Linked DNA regions of Homo sapiens: all the other regions are linked to region 2. The links are chromatin contacts, found by Hi-C in ENCODE. All regions are on one chromosome and are shown on one strand. Each heading gives the region's core, a stretch centred on a gene start or an enhancer-like site at or near the end of the contact. The rest is flanking DNA. Distances are from core to core; before and after follow the strand shown.

What was found. A loop is a pair of places that touch in the nucleus more often than their neighbours do. Pooled maps may share reads with other maps.
Region 1: a loop to region 2 is called in a map of CD4-positive, alpha-beta T cell, with 25 times the contacts of the local background. The contact joins the promoter of EFNB1 here to the promoter of AMER1 in region 2. A Hi-C loop is called at or near these places in 2 of 168 maps with a recorded cell type or tissue (CD4-positive, alpha-beta T cell and CD8-positive, alpha-beta T cell) and 7 of 50 pooled maps.
Region 3: a loop to region 2 is called in a pooled map, with 10 times the contacts of the local background. The contact joins the promoter of YIPF6 here to the promoter of AMER1 in region 2. A Hi-C loop is called at or near these places in 6 of 50 pooled maps.

Annotation. Positions count from the first base shown.
Region 1 is chrX:68,827,727-68,830,426 of GRCh38, forward strand. EFNB1 (ephrin B1) reads left to right here and starts at 1,295. Exons shown (of 5, transcript NM_004429.5): 1 at 1,295-2,178. The coding sequence starts at 2,051.
Region 2 is chrX:64,204,414-64,207,113 of GRCh38, forward strand. AMER1 (APC membrane recruitment protein 1) reads right to left here and starts at 1,295. Exons shown (of 2, transcript NM_152424.4): 1 at 1,157-1,295. It overlaps LOC112268307, which reads left to right and starts at 1,533. Exons shown (of 4, transcript XM_047442706.1): 1 at 1,533-1,671; 2 at 2,569-2,627. The coding sequence starts at 1,606. RefSeq lists silencers at 402-461, 1,442-1,541 and an enhancer at 1,672-1,831.
Region 3 is chrX:68,497,615-68,500,314 of GRCh38, forward strand. YIPF6 (Yip1 domain family member 6) reads left to right here and starts at 1,437. Exons shown (of 7, transcript NM_173834.4): 1 at 1,437-1,509. The coding sequence starts at 1,453. RefSeq lists enhancers at 603-1,277, 1,076-1,555.

The DNA.
Region 1 (2,700 bases), core at 45-2,544, 4.6 Mb after region 2:
GAATGGTGGAGCACTTTGGGAATGTTGCTCATCTAATTATCTCCATAAAGAAAAAGTGGGGAGACCTTGTATTCTTGGCAGTCCCTAAGCCTACCCCAAACTCAGATATCCTTCTAGTTCTTTCCCTTCCTCCCCATACAGGGTGACGGTTTTTGCCAAGGCTACGCCTGTCCCAGGTCTTGTGCTATGGCAAGCTCCGGGTTTATCCCAGGCGCCCGCAGTGCTATGGAAGTCCAGCAGGGGGAGACATTAGCACGTGGGTACGTCCTCTGGGGTCCGACCAGCGAGAGTGGGTCGGACCTGGAAGGTCTGAGCTATGGGATCGAGCCAAGTTATAAGCAAAGAGGCAAGGCGGGGCGGGAAGAATGGGCCAGGGCTGGGAGACAAAGACCCAGATGGCGAGGCCGGGACAGGCTGGAGTCCGGCTTCTCCGGTCCAGGATGCCCGCTTTTGCTTTTTCAAAAGTCTCATGCCCTGTGCTTTTTCCTCTTTGCCCTCGAGGTGTCTTTCTTTATCGACGTGCCCTCTCATCCCCGCTTGCCTATCCCGGGACCTTGCCCGCGCCTTCGGACAGGACAAGACTAAATCTTGGCTCCAGAGGTCCCACAAGGCTCCCCCAGAAAGCTGAGATTCCGAAGGCCTGGTCCCCAGGGGCGATGAACACGCCTTCTCTCCCCACCACACCCCACCCTGCTCCCCGCCCCACCTCTAACCCCAATCAAGTACTGGACCCTCACCAGTTTCCCCCTCCCACTGTTCTCACTTTTATGTTCCTGACTCCGGGTCCAAGTGCAAGCAGACAGTGCATTTTGAGGGCGAGAGGAGGAAAGCCCACTAAAGCCTTACGTGGGACTGGACGAGGAGCAGACAGGCTGTCCTTGACACGGAGGTGGGCACAGAGCAGGACTTCAGGGGTCCTGTGTGTAAAAAGAAAATGGAAATACTTTCCTGGGGTACTTGGGACAGGGTCAGTGGGCTGGGGTGTTGACCAGACGCGTGGAGAGGAGAGCAGGCCGGCAGCTCTTGAGAGTGCCAACTTCCCACGGGTTGAGCTCTCTGGGAACAGGACTGAGAGGGACCCAACCCTAACCGCACGAGCCGCACACTCAGATTGGTGCCATCGGGCGCGCGGCGTCCTTAAGAGCTCCCTGAAACCCCGCCCCCTTCCTGCTCTGGGGGCGTGGTATGGGGCAAGGACCCCGCCACTGAGCTTGCTATTGGCTAAGAGAGCAGGGTTGGCCTTGCGTTCGCCTGAGCAAGGGAGTAGACAGCACAGCGGCAGCGGAGGGAGTCTATGCGAGCTGGACAGCAGTGGGAGGTTTGTGAGGCTCGCACTGGCCGCAGACCCTCGGGCTCGATCGCCCGGGAGCCAGGACTCGGCGACGCGAGGCTGCCGGGCTACCCGGCCGAGGCTTCGGGGGCGCAAACTAATGGGACTGGCTCGCTCGGCAGCATCTCCCCGCTCTTCTAAGTACACTGAGCAGGGCCCGCGCTGAAGTAGAAGCTGTCCGGGGGCGCGTAGCCCGGAGTCCCAGTGTGGCCCGGAGGAACGGAGCCCGTGCCAGGGCGGCCCAGTCGGGAGCCCGGGGACCGAGCTTGTGCTGTGGGGAAACCCCCACTTCTTCCAAGGGACAGCGATCCCGGGACGGTCGAGGCGTCGGGGCGGTCACCGAGACCTCTGCGGGAAGACCCCGTCGGGGAGAGGGCGCGCAGCCCCGAAGCGTCTCGGGAAGTCGAGCGGAATCGGGCGGGATCACCCGGGGGCGCAGAGCCCCCGTCGCGCCTCGTGCGGCAGCGGAGAGCCCAGGAGAACGAGCCCTCGGGGGCCGAAGCCCATGCCCGGGTTGGGGGCGGCTGCCCAGTGAGTCCTCCTGGCCGGCCGGGCGGAGAAGAGCGACACCGAAGCCGGCGGGAGGGGAGCACTTCAAGGCCGGCGGCTGCGGAGGATGGGCGCCTGAGCGGCTCCGAGCGCAGCGCGGCAGAGGAAGGCGAGGCGAGCTTTGGTGAGGAGGCGCCAAGGGATCCCGAAGTGCAGTCTGCCCCCGGGAAGATGGCTCGGCCTGGGCAGCGTTGGCTCGGCAAGTGGCTTGTGGCGATGGTCGTGTGGGCGCTGTGCCGGCTCGCCACACCGCTGGCCAAGAACCTGGAGCCCGTATCCTGGAGCTCCCTCAACCCCAAGTGAGTAACTTATCTCCTCTGGACGCTGGGGTGGGAGGCACTCCTTCAGGGTGAGGCCGCACGCCCCGGAGTGCATGTGGGGAGGTCTTCGGAGGAGGAGCGGCGCCTCATTTTGTCTCCGGCTTTTTCGAGTGTTTTCCTGCGGGCGGGCGGATGGAGCAGGGTGCGGCGGGGTGGGGTAGGGGCACTTGGCTGGGTTGTGACCCCCCGGGCTTCCCACCCCCTGCCTCTGCACGTCTTGGATGAAGTCGAGGTGGTCGCACAGGCGGAGCTGGGGAGTCCGGGCGCCCGAGAGCGCACCGGAGAACTGAGTGGAGGCGAGAACGCAGCTCCCTCCGGGGCCCCTGGGAACGTGGTGATTTTCGCCGAGAGCCGCTCCAGGAGCGAGCTTGACTCGGGCGAGGGACGAGGCCAGAACACGGGTTCCTCGTTTGCGTAGCTGTGGAGGGAACACAGAGCGGGACCCGGCGCTTGGGGTGGGTGGCAGCGCCAACATCCCCACTCGGGCTTCTCCCATTTTCA
Region 2 (2,700 bases), core at 45-2,544:
GACGCATGTAGCGGGCACAGCCCCTCACCACCGGGGGAGCCAAGCAAAGTCCAGCGTTCGGGCGGTCACCAGTGTCAGAAGTGTCTCCAGCAGACAATGACAGGGGCCTGGCGGGCTGGGTATGTTAAGTAACTGCGAAGTTGGAGGGTTTGGCCACCTCGCTAGCTCTCCTGTACACAGAGATGGTATGATACGTTCCGTACTACAATGAGGGCTCCTTCGGCCTCTGGCAAGGAAATGCCCCCCAAACACCGTGCCTATTGCTATTTTTAAACGGGAGGCTGGAGAGGAAAACGCGGCCAGTATCCTCCAAGGGAAAAGGAGGTGAGGCGAGGCGAGGCGGGAGACAAAGCGGCCTTGCAGCTCTAACTCAAGGACTAGCTTGCGCCGCTGCTCTAACCCAAGGACCAGCAAGAGCCCGGCTGCCAGCCAGCCTGCCCGACCGCGGGGGCGGGCGCCAGATGCGCCCGGAGGCCCAGGAGGAGGGGCGCGGCTAGTTGGGGCCACAAGGCCAAGGTTCTGAAGGGAAGTGTGCGACTGAGCTCAGCCCACAGGCCCAACTGAGCTCCTCTGGGGAGGGGGCAGTCTGTGGATGTCCCAATCCACGCCAAAGCCGGTCTCCGTCGGGCCCAAGCCAGCACGCCAGCTTGAGTCCGCAGAAAGGAGGGAGAGGCTGGAGATGCACAGGGGAGGGGAGGGGCGGCAGCCAGGCAGCCGGAGAGAGGGGTGAGCGGTACCCGCGTTACACAGCTGTTCCAGCAAATGTGCTACAACAAAGCTGCAGAGCTCCTGGCCTACAAATGCATGGCTTGGGGTGCTGGCTGGCGGCGCCCTTCCCGGGACTGTGCGGCAGCACGTGCGGGCCCATCCCCGCCCCCCCGAAAGCCGGGAGGCTTGGCCCAGGCTAGCCTGCCTTCCTACCCGCCCTCCCCAACCCCCCTCCCCCCAGCCGTGGTCGCTTGTGCCCAGGGGACTCAAGGCCGCTCTGCCTCTCCACCCGACAGTCCGCAAAGCGGGTTCCAAAGGAGAGGGGCGAGCGACCGGGACTCCGACCCGCCTAGTCCTTAGTGCCCTCCTCCAGTCCGTAGGAGCAGAGCACGCGGGAATGCACCCGACCGCGGGCAGGCGGAGGCTCCTGGCTGTACGCAACGCTTACCCAGCCCGGTCAGGTTCCTAGCCCGGTTATTGTCCGCTGAGCCGCCCTGGGCCGGGCTGCAGCCTCGGCTGCCACGGCTGAGAGCGCCGCCACCGCAGCTGCTGCCGCCGTCGCCGCGGCTCCAGTCACCTCCAGCACTGACTCCCCTTCCCCAGGCTTTGGGTAGCTCCCCCATACCCCCTCCCCCAGTACTCCAAGGCCACCGGGTGGGGCATCTGCGTCCTGATTGGCAGGCATATGGCCCAATCGCTATGGTGGGAAGGCGTGCCCCGGCCCGCCCACTGTTTTCCTTGGTGCGTTTCTCTTTAAATGCAAATAAGTGCAGGCGTGGTGTTGGCAGGGGGCGGAGAGGGTGCGGAACCACTGGCTGGGGCTCCCCACTCCCGCCCCCACGCCGGGCTGGTAGTGGCGTGGCTACACCGTGGCCTCAAGGAGCCAGTCCTGCCCGGATGGGGCTCGCCGGATCGGTTTCGGTTTTCACGCACTCCCATTTCTGTGGCCGCTGTGCATTCGCGGTACTGTGCCCTGGCCGCCACCAGGACGTTTATTCCTGAGCTAGAGGCCGGCGGGGAGTAACGAGGCAGAGAGGTTGAGGAATCTGGGAAGACTGCAGAAACCTAAGGGCCGGCCTATCCTTAGTCGTAGAGACAAGGCCCTGCGGATCGCGCCGCCAGGCCACCCAGAGGAGGGACTCACCTGCCAGGAAAGCTAGCTGCAGCGCCTGCGCCCTAACTTCGTCCGCCTCTCTGGCACACCAGTGCCCTTAGAGACCATAGAGGCCAACTTCCACCCGTTACCGACGGGCCCTCTGCTGCCCAGAGTGGGGAAAGTCCCTCCCCACAGTTACCCAGCCTGCCGGCGACAAGGGCCAATTTGGAATCCAGAGCCCCGGGCTCCCTTTCCAGGATTGCTTTCACTTTTCTTCTCTGAGATGATACCTGTTTCCATAGTTTGACCCTCACCCAAATTTCGCACCTTCTATGGAATGTGGAGGGAATCCCCAAGGTCTCCAGAGTCCCCCTTCCCCCATCCTTTGTGAGCCTGGCTTTCGGCAGGCCTTTTTCCTTGAAAAGTCTAAATATTGAGAGGAAAATCTTGTCTGGGCCCAAACCGGAGGTCAGGCTGAGGACAAAGTGAGGAGGCCTGTACCAGCCTTGTCTGCTACTGTGTGTGGGATGTGGCAGGGAGCCCGGCGAACTTGGGTCTCTAGCCTAAGGACATTAAGTGGCATCAGTGGCTGCCAGGGCCAGGTGAGCTGAGGCAGCAAAGAATCTAGTTCCACCACTAGTTCAAGAATATCCAGAAGGCCCAGCCCTAAAACTCTGTGTGTGTCTAAAAAGGGAGGTGGGTGGATTAAAGCTGAGGATAGAGAGAAGGATTAGAGAACAATGCGTGCTATTTTTGCATTGCAGGAGTGTTCTCTGCTGCTTCTGGGTCCTGACAGTCTTGAAAAGATCCAGCTGCTGAACTGGTAAGAGGTGGACTGCTGCCTCTGCATGTGTAGAGCACAGGAACTGACATGGCTGCTAGGGATCTGACTCTAG
Region 3 (2,700 bases), core at 187-2,686, 4.3 Mb after region 2:
GGCCTGTCCTCCTCTTAACCTATCACCAAGGCTACCTTGAAATAAGTGGCCAAGAGGGCCAATAGATGAGGTTAGAAGGGGTAGAAGCGAGGGGCTTGTGGCTAGGGAGAAATAGCTAATTTTGGAGGTTGGCAAGGAAATAGCAGACGTTATCAATGGCCTCAGGGAAGTGGGACGGGAGGTAGTGATCTGGTAATCATGGGGTGGGAGGATGAGGTGAGAAGCTCAGGCTGGGGTTGGGACATTTGTACATGATATTCCCTTGCAATTGCAAAAAGATTTCATGTCTACTGGCTTAAATTTTAATATCACTTCCACCAGTATTTGTGCAAGTACTAAAATTGTGCTTGGTCTGAAGGGGAATTATCGTAAACAAAACAAAACAACAAACACCAAAAAAAAAAAAAAAAAACACCTCCATTCGTTTGGAATTTTGTCCCTCCACATTCCACATTCTTCCTCCTTAAATTTACTACTTGGATTGCCTATCCAAAAATATAAAACACTTTTATTTCACAGCCATCCCCTGCCTTGTTGGTTAAATGCTTAACACCACCAAAGGGCACCCAGGTATCCTGGATGCTGATGCTGTCAACAATGGCTGCCCTGTCTGACTACATTTTAGCCTGGGGCCAACGTAAACTGGGACCAGAAATACCTTGAAAGCCCAAAAGGATGAGATAAGGAAAACAGGTTGGGACATGAAGATTATCTTTTAAGTTATTGTCACAATAGTTACTCTCTTTTAGACCCTGAACATTTTCAGTACTTGCTCCAAATGGTTTAGCAACTTTTGAAGTGGGATTAACAAGTTTGGCCAATGAAGCTTCTTCCCTGCCCACCGCCAGAGGTGCTGGAGAAAAGTAATCCTGGAGGGTCGGCGTGGAGGCAGTAGAGAGGTTTATAAAAGTCAAGGAAGTGGGAAGAGGCTTGCGAGCAGCAGGAGAGGCGCAGAGTCAGAGGGGCAGGGGCGGCGGCGGAGGGAGCAGGAGGTTGGGGCTTGAGCCCGTCATTCCGGCGCACGAAAACTTGAAGTCGCTCGGTAGCCGGGGAAGGGAAGGAAGAGAGGCAGGCTCTTTCCTAGAGGTGCCGTGATCGAGGGTCTGGCACTCCAAGCCAACTCCTGAGAACGGGAAATGGGCGGGAGTCGGTGGGGTGGAGAGGGCAGCCGTGGTCGCGAGAGCGAAGGAGCGGTCTGAGAATCCGGCTTGAGTGTTAAAGGCTAAGCGTGTCTAGCTGGACCCGTGGCCCCGAAGAAGCGAGACAAGGCGACGCGGAGCTGTCCCTGACACCCCGAGGACCGAGGGACAGCGAAGGGCCGGGGCCGCCGGCCATTGCCAGGCGCCATTAGGTGACGCGGCCGTCACGCGATGACGCGCTGACCGGCAGTGGCCTCCACGTCGCAGGTTCCGCAAAGACCTGTGGGAGCGACCCGGGAGAAGGAGGGCCAAGATGGCGGAAGCGGAGGAGTCTCCAGGAGACCCGGGGACAGCATCGCCCAGGCCCCTGGTGAGCTTGGGATCTGCGACAAAAGGGACCGAGGGTGAGGCAGAGTGCCCCCTAAAGAAGTCGGGGGACGGGCTCGTGGCCTGAGAGCCGGAGCTCCTTCCGCCCGGCAGGCCCTTCTTGTACCCGATGCCAGAACCAGTCCCAACACTGCACCTGTTCTTTGCGCTAACCGCTTTGCCCCCTGCCCTCGTGGTTCCTTCCAGGTCTTTTTGTGAAACTCCGATCTTTCCTTTCCCATCCTCCCAGGTCTCGTCATCGTCCCCTACATTGTGTTAAATGGCGAACTTTAGGTGATTTCTTAAGTTATCTTTTCTTCTGCTGTCCCCTCATTTTATCAAAACCTGTCACCAGCCTTTGTTGAAGGAATAATGAGAGATTGCTTCCCGTGGGACATTAACGTTTTGTTGCTTATAACTTTAGTATTGACTTGTTCAGTGACCCCAGTAGGCCAGGTTTAACCCCTGTCGCAGCTCCTTGCCATTCTCTTCACCATACTTGTTCTCCTTTCTTATTTTTTACTTTTTTAAAAATCGAGACAAGGTCTCACTCTGTCACCCAGGCTGGAGGGCAGTGGCGCGGTCTCTGCTCACTGCAACCTCTGCCTCCCAGGCTCACGTGATCCTCCCACCTCAGCCTCCCTAGTAGCTAGGACCACAGGTGCGTGTCACCACACCAGGCTAATTTTTAGTATTTTTTTGTAGAGACGGGGTTTTACCATGTTGCCCAGGCTGGTCTCGAATTCCTGGGCTCAAGCTATCCTCCTGCCTCGGCCTTCCAAAGTGTTGGGATTACAGGCGTGAGCCACTGTGCCCGGCCATCTTCACTATACTCTCTTGCTCCTGTCTCTGCAAGGGATAGAATTTCCACTGCAAGCCCAAAGTGTGGACAAGTATTTTAAGAACACAGGCTTTGGAGTTAAACTTTACTTGGGATGGAATCCACCCACTTTGTGAGTTTCGGCAAGTCATTTTAGGGAGGGTGTTTCTTCATCTGTAAAATGGAGATAAAAATACCTGCCTCAAAACAGTTTTTAGAAAGATCAAATGGCATAATTTATGTAACGTGTCTAATACTATCAGTACCATGAACTGAGGAGTATAATGAGGTCAATATTCTGCTCCTGTCCCTCTTCTCAATGTGTTTAGTTATATAGTAGTTGCTCAGTAAATGGTTCTTCCCTTTCCTCTTTTT